2 separate regions of the Homo sapiens genome follow, and region 1 is linked to region 2. Evidence: chromatin contacts called from ENCODE Hi-C or POLR2A ChIA-PET data. All regions are on one chromosome and are shown on one strand. Each heading gives the region's core, a stretch centred on a gene start or an enhancer-like site at or near the end of the contact. The rest is flanking DNA. Distances are from core to core; before and after follow the strand shown. Region 1 overlaps KAT6B (lysine acetyltransferase 6B). Region 2 overlaps ADK (adenosine kinase).

Evidence for each region. Hi-C counts contacts between places; a loop is a spot of excess contacts on that map. ChIA-PET counts read pairs that join two places held with the same protein, here RNA polymerase II (POLR2A). Pooled maps may share reads with other maps.
Region 1: a map with no recorded cell type shows a loop between it and region 2 (2.6-fold over the local background). The contact joins two enhancer-like sites. A Hi-C loop is called at or near these places in 1 of 37 single-sample maps with no recorded cell type and 1 of 50 pooled maps. POLR2A ChIA-PET finds 5 or more read pairs at or near these places in 3 of 52 experiments (GM12878, PC-3 and activated CD4-positive, alpha-beta T cell).

Annotation. Positions count from the first base shown.
Region 1 is chr10:74,853,765-74,860,440 of GRCh38, forward strand. The region is part of intron 3 of KAT6B (lysine acetyltransferase 6B); the gene reads left to right. Among named protein-coding and RNA genes, the nearest start is that of KAT6B, 31 kb to the left of the region's middle. RefSeq lists a silencer at 2,306-2,516. Within about 2 kb of position 1,272, at least 9 of the 41 ENCODE cell types and tissues checked have a DNase peak (open chromatin) inside an H3K27ac peak, as active enhancers do.
Region 2 is chr10:74,164,654-74,171,856 of GRCh38, forward strand. The region is part of intron 1 of ADK (adenosine kinase); the gene reads left to right. Among named protein-coding and RNA genes, the nearest start is that of ADK, 17 kb to the left of the region's middle. RefSeq lists an enhancer at 2,943-3,062. Within about 2 kb of position 4,463, at least 10 of the 41 ENCODE cell types and tissues checked have a DNase peak (open chromatin) inside an H3K27ac peak, as active enhancers do.

The sequences.
Region 1 (6,676 bases), core at 22-2,521, 690 kb after region 2:
TTACAGGCATGTGCCACCACTCCTGGCTAATTTTTTTGTATTTTTAGTAGAGACGGGGGTTTCACCATATTGGCCAGGCTGGTCTCGAACTCCTGACCTTGTGATCTGCCCACCTCGGCCTCCCAAAGTGCTGGGATTAGAGGCATGCCCCACCACGCCCAGCCCATTGTTTTATCATGACAGTAGCAATGTGTTTTAATTGTAAAATTCTTGACTTTTTGTTTTGTTTATAAACTTCCTTTTCTTGGCCCTGTGCCTTAAACTACAGTAGATTAGGTGAAACTGTTCTCTGATCACACTAGCATTTAAAATATGAACCTGAATCTTCTCAGGTACTTTGATCTCTCCAATCTATTAATGTTTCTGAGTACATAAACATCAATTAGCTCACCAAATTAAAGTTAGCAAATGCGTCAGCCATGTAATTTGCATGTGACATTTTGAGTTAGCAGGGCCAAGAGGGAAGTATGTTTTTGTGAGTGGGTGTGCTTATCTCTCTGTCTTCAGGTGGTGATGGAAAGTTGTACATGTAAGAGAAGGAGTTGTGGCAGTGGATATGTGAAATGCTAACTGTACATATGCCTCTGCTTGGGGCAGAAGCACTTTACCAGAGAAGTCTCCAACAGTTGCAAACTACATATTCTTTTTCCTTATATAAGTGAATCTTTTAATTAGTGTAATATTATGTAGAGTGTATGTTTTTTCTGTTTTTTTTTAATGAAAGGTGATATTTTGATAAATCTGCAAAATGAGCAATATAGACAACATTTTAGAGTGAATGATACTAGATTTAAACTATGAGGCTGGTCTCTGCAAAGATACAAAGTAAATACTAATCACTGGTCTAAGCAAAATCCAGGAAGGATTTTTGTTAATTTGACAAGTGGGTTTAGAATTCTTTAGCCACTATTTTTTAGAAACCAGCTTTGTTCATACATCCTTTCTCTAATTTGCCTCACTTTTGATCTGTGATAAACCAGCTGCAATTTGGTTTCATTAACAAACTTAACTGGTCAACAGATGTTTTGGCTCTATTTTGTCCTTTCTATTAGAAACAGCATAGGCGTACACAGAAACCATGCTGGGCCTTTTCCTGTCTGTAGCTCGACAGGCGTTACAGAAGAGCAACCTAACTTTACTTACAAGTTCAATTTTTCTTCCTCAGTATTTTTATTATAGGTATACAAACATTGTAGTTTTGTCTCCCCCATCAAGTCGGTCTTTTGTTGTTAATCTTCCATCTGTTAGTCCAGTATACACTTCTCACCCTGCTTTTTAGCATTGCAAAATCTTAGCATGCAGGGAAAAAGGTACTATTGCAGGAGAGGTAATTGAGATATCAGCGACTCTTCCACAATTCAAGGGAAGGAGTGGAACTAGCCTGGTGAATTTAGATAATTTCTTCCGTCTTCTTTGATGTCAGTGAGCTGCCATATGGAGAGCAGTGAGGCCTGCAGGAAGGAGGTGAGCCTTGGTCTGGGCTGCCTAGGGTGTTCAGAGTGACATGGGCTGAGAGCCAGAGGCAGAGCTTGACTGTTTCTGTTAGTAGTTTCTGATGTGACCAGCCCTGCTTTTTGTCCAAGGTTTCCCTGTCATGCTTGCCACCCTATGGGTATGATGAAGTTTAAGAAACAGATCATAAACATTATCTTGGGAAAGAGAAACATAAGAACATATTAAAATCTAGTAATAAGGCCATTAAAAGATGACTCCCATTTGATATTTGACCAACTTGTTTTCAAAATTAGTATTGTAAACACTTCTGTCTTATAACAAAACCCAGCTTTAGCTGTTGAGCCTTGAGTTGTGAGTAAAGCAGCAGAAAACAGGATCTGCTAGTGGAAGAGTATTGGCTGTTTGAAGAACATCAGCTGTTCCAGGTAGACTCCTGGCAGTGTGTGAGCAGACCTGGGAAAGGCAGGCATGGAGGGAGCTAGGAAAATACTTCTCTCCTAACCTTTATAATTTATAAAATTAGAGTATTTCATAAATATTAAAAGAGTAGTACAGTAAACACTCTATTTCTTTCACATAGATTCACCAATTTTAACATTTTGCCACATTCTTTCTCTTCCTATATGTGTGTATATGTATATGTTTTTATACATGGGTGTGCGTATATATACAGCACATTTATATATTCACAATTTTGACTAAACTGTTGGAAACTAAATTACAAATATTATATTTCACCCCTAAATACTTAATAATATATCAAAAATGTTCTCTTATATACTATACTATTACGCAAAAAATTCGGCAGTGGAATGAGTGTTAACTGACAGTCCATATTTCCCCAAATGGCCCCAAAATCTCATTTATAACTTTTGACTTTTTTTGAGATGGAGTCTCGCTCTGTTGCCCAGGCTGGGGTGCAGTGGTATGATCTTAGCTCACTGCAACCTCCACCTCCCAGGTTCAAGCAATTCTCTTGCCTCAGCCTCCCGAGCAGCTGGGACTACAGGTGCGTGCCACCATGCCCGGCTAACTTTTTTTATTTTTAGTAGTGATGGGGTTTCGCCAGGTTGGCCAGGCTGGTCTTGAACTCCTGACATCAGGTGATCTACCCGCCTAGGCCTCCCAAAGTGCTGGGATTAAAGGTGTGAGCCACTGCGCCTGGCCAACTTTTGACTTTTCATCCAGGATCCAACCAAAGATCATATATTGCATTTGGCTGTCATGTCACCTTTAATAGAGAACAGTTTTCCCTCCTTTTTGCTTCTGAAGACATTGACATTTTTGAAGAGTCTAGGGTAGTTGTCTTGTAGGATGTCCCACAATTAGTATTTGTCTGACTGTATCCTCATGATTAGATTCAGAGTAAACATTTTTGACAAGAATAGCGTGTGGGGGTCTGGGAGTGGTGGCTCACACCTATAATCCCAGCACTTTGGGAGGCTAAGATGGGTGGACTGATTGAGCTCAGAAGTTTGAGACCAGCCTGGGAAACATGGTGAAACCCCGTTTCTACAGAAAATACAAAAAAATCAGCTGGGCGTGGTGGCATGTGCCTGTAGTCCCAGCTACTTGGGAGACTGAGGTAGAAGGATTGCTTGAATCCAGGAGATGGAGGTTGCAGTAAGCCAAGGTCACACCACTGCGCTCCAGCCTGGGTGACAGAGTGAGACTCTGTCTCAAAAAGAAAAAAGAAAAGAAAAAATACTGTATGGGGGATGTTGTATATTTCTTCTTGTGAGATACCAGGAGATAAATAATTTCAGCTTGTCTCATTACTGGTGGTGCTTAGTTTATCAGTTGGTTAAGGTGGCATCTGCTAGATCTTCGTTTATAAAGGCGCCTTTTCCCTTTTGTAATTAACAAGTAATCTGTGCAATGATACTTTGAAAGCATGTGAGTAACCTTTCACCCAGTGTGTATTAGTTTTCTATTGCTGCTGTAACAAATTACAGCAACTTAATGGTTTAACACAACACAAATGTATTGTCTTACAGTTCGGTAGGTCAGAAGTCCAACATGGGTTTCTTAGGTTAAAATGAAGGTGAGGGCAAGGTAATGTTCTTTTCTGGAGGCTCTAGGAGAGAATCTTTTCCCTTGCTTTTTTGAGCTTCTAGAGGCTGCGCATATTCCTTGACTCATGATCCCTTCCTCCATCTTCAAAGCCAGCAATGTTGCATCTCTCTGACTGTTCTTTCACAGTCACATCTGCCTCTTACCACAGCCTGGACAGTTTTTCAGCTTTTAAAGGATGCATATTATTAGATTGAGCCCATTTGGATAATCCAGATAATGCCCTTATCTCACAGTCCTTAACTTTATCATATCTGCAAGGTTATTTTGCCAGGTAAGGTTCTGGGCATTAGGAAGTAGACATTTTTGGGGGAGCCCATTATTTTGCCTGCCACACAGGGTTTAGTATTGTCACCTAAATCAAATTTTGCATTGGGGGTTGCAAATCATTGAAGGTTTTGGGCTATGGTGAACCATGATCAAGTCTGTTTAGAAAGGAAAGAGGGCCAGGTGCAGGTAGCTCACATCTATAATCCCAATGCTTTGGGAGGCCAAGGCAGGTGGATCACTTGAGGCCAGGAGTTTGAGATCAGCCTGGACAACATAGTGAGATCCCATCTCTAGAAAAAATTTTTAAAAATTATCCAAGTGTGATGGCACAGAACTGTAGTCCTAACTACTTGGGAGGCTGAGGTGGGAGGATTGCCTGAGTCCAGAAGTTTGAGGCTGTAAGTGAGCTATGATCGTGCCACTGCACTCTAGCCTGGGCGACTGAGCAGGACTCTATTTCTTAATTAAAAAAAAAAAGGAAAAAATAACCAGAAAGGAATTAATCACAGTTTATGGGAGTAATGCTAGCTGAAGGCCGGGGGTCAAGAGGCCTGAGTTTTGAGTCTCATGGTACATCCTGAGTCATTTCCAGGAGAGCAGGAACGGGGGCGTGCACTCTTGCCTCCACTTCATGTCCCTTTACTCACTAGTTGAAGAACTGAAGAATGGATTTGGCACTAATAGCTTCAGAGTTTTTAACAATAGAAGTTTGGATGGGCAATTTTTTTTTTTTTTTTTTTGAGACAGGGTCTCACTTTGTTGCCCAGGCTGGAATGCAGCGGTGTGATCATGGCTCACTGCAGCCTTGACCTCCTAGGCTCAAGCACTCCTCCCACCTCAGGGTCCTGGAACTACAGGGGCGTGTGCCACCATGCCCAGCTAATTTTTGTATATTTGATAGGCATGGGTTTTGCCATTTTGCCCGGGCTGGTCTCGAACTCCTTGGCTCAAGCAATCTACCCACCTTGGCCTCCCAAAGTTCTGGGATTACAAGTGAGAGCCGCTATGCCTGGCCCAAAATGATTTTTGAGAAGTACATTTAAAGTTGTAGAGAAGGGTCTTTCATTTAAATGCCCACAGGGTGCATGAAAAATACAAGGTGATTTATCAAGATAGGCTCTTTGGCTCATGCCTGTAATCCCAGCATTTTGGGAGGCCGAGGTGCATGGATCACTTGAGGTCCAGAGTTCGAGACCAGCCTGGGCAACATGGCGAAACCCCATCTCTACTAAAAATGTAAAAATTAGCTGGGCATGGTGGCTCACGCCTGTAGTCCCAGCTACTCAGGAGGCTGAGGCAGGAGAATCGCTTGAACCTTGGAGGTGGAGATTGCGGTGAGCCAATATTGTGCCACTATACTCCAGCCTGGGCAACAGAGCAAGACTCCATCTCTGGAACTCCTGATCTCAAGTGATCTACCCACCTTGGCCTCCCAGAGTGCTGGGATTATAGGCATAAGCCAGTGTGCCCTGCCTTTGATGATATTTCAAAGACTAAGTAACATCTGAAGAATTTTATGTCTTTTATTTATTTATTTAGACAACGTCTTGCTCTGTTGCTCAGGCTGGAGTGCAGTGGCACGATCTTGGCTCACTACAGCCTCCACCTCCCAGGTTCAAGCAATTCTCATGCCTCAGCCTCCTGAGTAGCTGGAATTACAGGTGCCTGCTACCATGCCCAGCTAATTTTGTATTTTTTTTTTAGTAGAGATGGGGTTTCACTGTGTTGATCAGGCTGGTTTTGAACCCCTGGCCTCAAGAGATCCAGCCACCTCAGCCTCCCAAAGTGCTGGGATTATAGGCGTGAGCCACTGTGCCCAGCATATATCTATAATTTAAATTAGAACCCTCAATCAGAGAAGTCTAAATAGGCTGAAAAAGAAACTCATTTATTTAAAAAAGAAAAATGACATGCAGATGGATGTATATTATATTCTTTTAGTTTTTAGTAAAAATTCAGAAAAATAAACATGAACTTGAGGTAACGAGCCTCTAGAATTCTTCATTTTATTTCATTTCACAATGTTTCAGCAGTCTTCTGCAGTTAGTTGGAAGGTTTTGGAAATTCTGACTAATCCAGTTGTTGAAGAATAACTAGTTAGCTTAATAAATATGTTTTCTAGAGCTGATAAAAAAGATGATTTTTTCATCTGATGAGCTCTGACCCTCTATAAACCTTCTAACTTAACTCATTTTCCACCAGCTACAGAAATGTAACAAGATGCCAACAATTACATCCTCATGGAGCATGTATACTAGCTTATAAAATCACCCCTTTGTTGGAAAATTGTGTAATATCTTGATTTCAATTTAGCATGGCATGTTGGTTAGCAGTAAATCTTGCTAGTGTATGAACACAAGCCTGCAGGCAGTTTGGAGAACATTGATCAGGTGTAAATTGTATGTATTTTTCTCGCTTCTAAAAATTTTATAGCAGAATGAAATAAAGAGCTAGCATTGAGAACACTTTTTCAGTTGTTTTTTATTTTTTATTTTTATTTATTTTTATTATACTTTAAGTTCTAGGGAACATGTGCACAAGTGCAAGTTTGTTACATATATATACATGTGCCATGCTGGTTTGTAGGTTGTTTTTTATTTTGACATGTATCTTGTGGAAAGTGCCTTCTCTCTCCTGAAATCCATGATTTGTGTCTCTGACCACTTAGGTTCCCCATTTAGTATGTGACACATAGCAAAAGCAAACAAGCATAGTTAAAACGTGTATTTGTGCCTTGTGAAATGTGCATTATAAGCAGTTAATACTAGATTTGAAGGCTGTACAAAAAACATGCAAAAAGATATTAATATTAAATACTTAGTGCTTATTGTGTATATTAAGCATTTAATATATACAATATAATTTTGCATGAACTCTG
Region 2 (7,203 bases), core at 3,213-5,712:
TAGAGAAATATATACATTTCTAGACTTATACTCGTAGATTCTTATCTTTGCCTAGTTTCCTCTGGAGGACAAGAATCTCTTCTTTAGCACTATTTCCCCCATATTTGTGTAGCATTCCTACATTTTTCAAATGTAAAAAAACACCACATCAGAGACCTTTGACCTCAGTTCTCTGTGAAGTTTCAATAAACTCGATTCCTGAGAAGACGTGTTAGTTTCTTGTAGATATCAAGTCAAACTCAAAGATCTTTAAGTGTTTTCTTTGTTTCCCAAGATGTTGATTCTTTACTCTCATAAAACAGGTTAAAGCAGGCTCTCTCAGCCTTTCTCTTTGAGAAACTACTTTCATATTTCCGAAGACTGCTTGGGAATGCTGGTGGGAGTTGGGATAGGAGCAGCGGAGGGAGGAGATGCCTAAGAGTGCCTGTTCTCAGGTAGAGTTGGAAATGTTCCCTCCTAGAGCTGAGATTTCCTGCAAGACATCGAGTTGGGGTGTGAAAGCAGCAGATTTCAGTATCAGCCAGATGTGGCTTTGAAATGGTGGTTCACAGTTTCTTGTGATTTTTGAAAACTCTGAACATATTTTAGACTTTTTAGATTATTAGTGCTTGATGAGGTACTTAAAATCAGAGTCTAATATTTGGGTTGTACAGTTGAGGGTATTAAAGCCCAGAGAGGCTAGGTGGTATCAGTAAGGTAACACAGTAAGTTACAGCTACTAAGTATCCAAGGTGAGATTTGATCCTGAGTCTTATAACTTACCGTTGCTCTAGGCTCTGGAATAAGAAATGAAGCATCAATTTCCTGGGGAGCTTTTTTTTTTAATTAAATTTAATTTTTTTTAAGATAAGAATAACATATTTGAAGAAAATGTCAAGTACTTTCACTTACATTTTCTTATTGATCTCCACAAGAAGACAACCAGGCAATCTGTCTTTAGCTGAGGAAACAGACCCCCGAGAGGTTAAGAGTCCCTAAGTAGTAAACATTCATCTCACGTTCAGGACCTCTGACTCATGTGTCTTGCTGTTTATATTATGTATGAAGATAGAAATTGAGAAGCTGTCAGTAAATTCTGTATGTGCTAGATAAGCACCCTGTTTAAAGAAATTCTGTGGCAATTGTCAATTGTGTTTTATAATCTTGTCTAGACTTGTGTCTCTCAAGTTTTCTTATTCACACATATGTAGTTTTATCCCCCCCAAAATAATTATTCTCTTGTGGGATCTACTTAGTGGTATGGTTTGCAAATGGATTAACTCATTGAACTGGAATTTTTAGTAGATTATATTTTCTTTTTTCTCATGTTTCTTTGAGACAGAGTTGCTCTGTTGCCCAGGCTGGAGTGCAGTGGCCTCCTGGGTACACTTCCACTTCCTGGGTTCAAGTGATTCTCCTGACTCAGCCTCCCAAGTAGCTAGGATTAAGGGCATGCGCCACCACACCCAGTGAATTTTTGTATTTTTAGTAGAGACGGGGTTTCACTGTGTTGGCCTGGCTGGTCTTGAAGTTCCAACCTTAGGTGATCTGCCCGCCTCGGCCTCCCAAATTGCTGGGATTACAGGCGTGAGCCACCATGCCCGGCCAGTAGATTGTATTTTCTAATCAAAACTTTAGACAAACCAATTTTGCTTGTGTTTAATTAAAATGTTCTAGTTAAGAACAATTTATTAGTACTATTTTTTGAGATGGGGTCTTACTTGGTTGCAGAGGCTGTAGTGCAGTTGAACAATCTTAGCTCACTGTAACATTCACCTCCGGGCTCAAGCCATCCTCCCACCGCAGCCTCCCAAGTAGCTGGGACCACAGGCTTGTGCCACCACGCCCAACTAATTTTGGTATTTTTTGTAGAGATGAGGTTTTGCCATGTCACCCAGGCTGGTCTGAAACTCCTGGCCTCAAGTGTTCTGCCCACGTTGGCTACTCAGGAGGCTGAGGTAGGAGAATCGCTTGAACTTGGAAGGTGGAAGTTGCAATAAGCCAAGATTGCGCCACTGCACTCCAGCCTGGGTGACAAAGTGAGACTCCGTCTCAAAAAAAAAAAAAAAGAAAAAAAAAAAAGAAATGGTTAAAATAGGAAAAGTCTCAGTTCCTCTTAGCTATTTCTGATTGCTACATGACTTCCATGAAGCTTTTTAAGCTTTCACTCAGTTCTGAGGTGTTTATATGAGCTTGTGAGGAACTTCTGGTTACAAACTGTAATACCTATTGGCTTTTAGCATGGTGCAAGGAAAAGAGCTTTGGATTAGGGATAAGGACACCTGAGTCCTATTAAGGTCTCTGTCTGGATTTGTGAATGCACCTGTTAAGTGAGTTGTATAGACTAAAATGTTTTCCAGACTACATGAGCCTTTTTGAGTATTGCACAAGTGGTATTTTATAAACGAGAAATAGAATAAAAAATATTGTGCATTGAGTACCTAAGAGGTAAGTATTGCTCTGTGAATCATTGTTTCAGTTATATGTATAGGGTACTGGGTTACAATGTAAAAAATGTATTTTTAATTAAAAAAATATAAATGTAGAAAAATATAATAGAGATGAGGTCTCACTATGTTGCCCAGGCTGGTCTTGAACTCCTAAGCTCAAGTGATCCTCCCGCCTCAGCCTCCCAAAATGTTAGGATTACAGGCGTGAGCCACTGTGTCTGGCCAAAAAATGTATTTTTCACACAGTTTGGTTTTCTATTCCAAAATTTGGTGGCTTAAAATAACTACTTTATTAGATGTCATGATTTTTGGATTAGGAATTCAGACACAGCTTGGCCTGTTGATTCTGTTCTATATGGTGAATAAGATCACTTGGAGGTGTTTAGCTGACAACAGGTCTGGTCTGGAGGGTCCATCTTATCTTTATTCACTCACCTTATGCCTTAGGGTAACTGGAGGCTTGGCTCAACTGGGCTTCTCTTAGTGTAGTTTGAGATCCTCTCTGTGGTTTCTTCAGCTGGGTAGTTGGACTTCTCACGTGGCAGCTCCAAGAGACCAAAGCAGGAGCTGGCAGCCCTCTCAAAGGCTAGCTTAGAATCTGGCATAGCATCACCTTCACTATACACTATTGGTCAGAGGAGTTCCAGGCTAGCCCAGATTTAAGAGAAGGGAACATAGACTTCTTGTCTCTAAGATATTGTTCCCATTTTAAGTCTGCCACAATTATGTAAAATAATTTAGAAAAACATGACTGAATTATATATCCAAGCTTTTAATTCTGTTATTGCCCTTTGAAGGATGATCACTTTTAAAGTGTTTTTTCCTCCATTGGGAAATTTGTCTGCTTTTGGTAAATTTTCATAGTTCAATTTGAGTATGTATATTATTTTTCCATGGAATACTGAGGGTTTTATGCTTTTGAAGAAATGATTTAAAGTTTAAAATTTCTTTCTCTACATTGATCTGCTGGTTTTAATTCTTTGAATAGCACTTATGATCATTTGATGCTGTTCTTTTTTGTTACTTGATTATTCATCTTTCTCTCCTTAGAATGTAAGTTCTAAAAGGGCAGCACATGTTCTTGATCTTTGCCAAATCTGTAGTGTCTCCTGTAGTAGAACAGATGCTCGATAAATATTTGTTGAGTTAATGAATGAACAATTTAAAAGATTGTGAGCTGGGCGCGGTGGCTTACGCCTGTAATCCCAGCACTTTGGGAGGCCGAGGCGGGCAGATCATGAGGTCAGGAGATCGAGACCATCCTGTCTAACACAGTGAAACCCCATCTCTACTAAAAATACTAAAAAATTAGCGGGGCATGGTGGCATGCGCTGTAGTTCCAGCTACTTGGGAGCCTGAGGCAGGAGAATGGCATGAACCCGGGAGGCGGAGCTTGCAGTGAGCCGAGATCGCGCCACTGCACTCCAGCCTGGGCGACAGAGCGAGACTGTCTCAAAAAAAAAAAAAAAGAAAGAAAGAAAAAAAAGATTGTGAAGTATCATAGATCAGATCTACGTTGAAATGATAAAAATAAGGAAAATCTTTTTTTAGACGGAGTCTCTCTGTGTCGCCCAGGCTGTAGTGCAGTGGCATGACCTCGGCCCACTGCAACCTCCACCTCCCGGGTTCAAGCGATTCTCCTGCCTCAGCCTCCTGAATAGCTGGAATTACAGGCATGTGCCACCACACCCGGCTAATTTGTGTATTTTTAGTAGTGATGGGGTTTCTCCACGTTGGTCAGGCTGGTCTCAAACTCCTGACCTCGTGATCCTCCCGCCTTGTCCTTCCAAACTGCTGTGATTACAGACGTGAGCCACCGTGCCTTGCCAAAATAAGGAAAATCTTTTAGATAGAAAATATAGGACCGGTGTGGTGGCTCATGCCTGTAATCCCAGCACTTTGGGAGGCTGAGGCAGGTGGATCCCTTGAGCTCAGGAGTTTGATACCAGCCTGGGCAACATCGTGAGACCACATCTCTACCAAAAAATTAGCTGGGCATGGTGGCGTGCATATGTGGTCCCAGCCGCTCAGGAAGCTGGGGTGGGAGGATTGCTCGAGCCTGGGAGGCGGAAGTTGCAGTGAACCAAGATTGTGCCAGTACACTTCAGCCTGCGTGACAGTGGGACCCTGTCTTAAAAAAAAAGGAAAAAGAAAATATATTTCATAAGGTTAGCAACAAGCTTTTGAGAAGGGCTATTCTTTATTTCTGTGATGTACTTTCTATATTTTTGTATTAAAATCCCTTTTCTGTTGTGAAATGATAGTGATATTCACTTCTATAGTTTAAAAATATGTTCTGTGCAGCATAAATAATTGATAAGCAGTGTTATCTTGTACTTTCAGATTGGAGTTGCCTTTGAGAGTCAAAGATTTGTAGCTCACAGAAAATAAAGAAGTACTGTGTGGGTGTGCCTGGGAGGGAGTTTTGCTAAGAATTCTTACTAAATAAAGTTCAATCAGTCAAATGTTATTGTACTCTTCAAATTCTCCAGGGAAATAAATTGCCAGCTTCCATTTAAAGATTGTATTTTGTTTGAATATGTGATGTTAAAGTGAAATGTGACATATAAGAATCTAAAGATGATTATTAAAAGCAAACAACATAATAGCATTCTTACAATGTCTTTTGCAGGAGAGAATTAATAGATTTAGCAGTGTTTCTTTGAATAAACTTGTCCATAATGAAAGCTAACTAAAATTGCATTAAAATTTATCAACTCCTTTAAAAAAATTCAATATGTTTTGAGATACAAGTATGCACAAGTATTTTCTTTCATTGTCTAATAAGAACTTAAAGGAACCTGAGATGTCACCTATAACAAACTCCTTTGTGTTTCAGAAAAGGAAACTGATGGTCAAAGAGGTAATGATTTGTCAAAAGTAATAAAGTTATTGGTAAGTCCAGGATTCGAATCCCTTCTCATTCCCAGGCCCCTGACCTTTACATGGCTGCACACTATTTTAGGGAGACAAGTTTTAAGAAGTTTCTCTTTTTGGATATGATATAGATTCTTTAAATAATATTATTTTACTGATTTTTGAATTCATATTAAATGAGGGTTTGTATTTTTAAGTAACATGCAGGGAAAACATTCCACATTCATGTTATGACAGCTGGGCTCGTCAAGGCTTTGCAAAGCTCTAAAAGTAGGATACACACTTTTAACTTTTGTCAAGTTGTGATTTAAAATTAATCAAAAAAATCATGAGGACACCTTATTTTTGTTATTCCTGTCTTAAAGAATCTTTATACATGAAAAAATGAAACATTTATAAAATTAGCCCAATTTGTCTAAAAATAAGGGTAGTTTTGACGGTTGTGAATTTCTTTTTTTAAAAAAACTCAGGAACAAGGTTATGATTTTAAAAATGCAAGTTTTCAAAAAGGGCAGGAGTAAGTTTTGTATTTTTAAGCCATTTAAAAAAGATAGTAAGGCCGGGCACGGTGGCTCACGCCTGTAATCCTAGCACTTTGGGAGGCCGAGGCAGGCGGATCACGAGGTCAGGAGATCGAGACCATCCTGGCTAACACGGTGAAACCCTGTCTCTACTAAAAATACAAAAAAAATTTGCCGGGCGTGGTGGCGGGCACCTGTAGTCCCAGCTACTCGGGAGGCTGAGGCAGGAGAATGGCGTGAATCTGGGAGGCTGAGCCTGCAGTGAGCCGAGATCGCGCCACTGCACTCCAGCCTGGGCGACAGAGCAAGACTCCATCTCAAAAAAAAAAAAAAAAGAAAAAAGATAGTTGATATTTAATAATAATTATAAAAATTATAACTATAAAACCAGTATTAGAAAATTAATGATGGATGAATGTAAATAAAGTAAAATTATGCATAATCCTACTTTCCAGAGATAACTAATAACATTTAGGTGTATTTCTTTCCAATCATTTTTTTCTATGCATATATGGTGTGTATTTTTTTAAACACAGTCAAGTTCATACTCTACTTCCTTTTGTTTTGCTTTTTTCATTTAACATTATATCATGAGCATTTTCTTATGTCCCTAAAAAGTCTGTGGAAACATTTTATAATAGTTCCATAACATTCTGTAATTATTTAACTATTACCCTATTTCTGGTTATTTGGGATATAATAAATTTTTGCTATTGTTAATAAGGCTGAAATGAATAACTGGGTATACAAATCTTTATACACATTTGTCTCTCTTTTAATGATAGTTGCCTAAAAGTTGGAATTACTGACACATATTGCCAAAATTCTTTATAGTAGAAATGTACTAATTTATACTCCCATTAATTTTATATGAGAGTGCTTGTTTTATCGCACCCTTAACAAACTGGTTGTGTTTGAAGAGAACTTTGCTATTATTTTGGGGCTTGAAGCATTTGTTGAAGAGATTAGTGGATGGGTCCACATTTTTGGTATGCTATTTGGAGGCACTTAGCTATTTTGGGTTATGTATCTGATTGCTTTTATAGGGCCAGACCACAAGATTAGATAAAGTATATGGAATATTTACATATCAGTCTTACGAAGAGCAAACTATTCAGACCCACTTATCTTGATTCAGCTATTCTAATTGTAAAAAGACTACTGAAGGTTAAAAATTTCAGTTGACTATTTTCTCCTAAAGTAGGATAAGCTAGGCTTTTAGGAAAAAAATAGGGTTGAAATAAATTGTTTAGAAAATTGATCAAAAGTAGTAGTTACTCAGTACTCTCTCTCTCAGCGCTCACTCTCTTTCTGTCTCTCTCTGTCTCTCTGTGTGTGTGTGTGTGTGTGTGTGTGTGTGTGTATTTAGAAAAAGA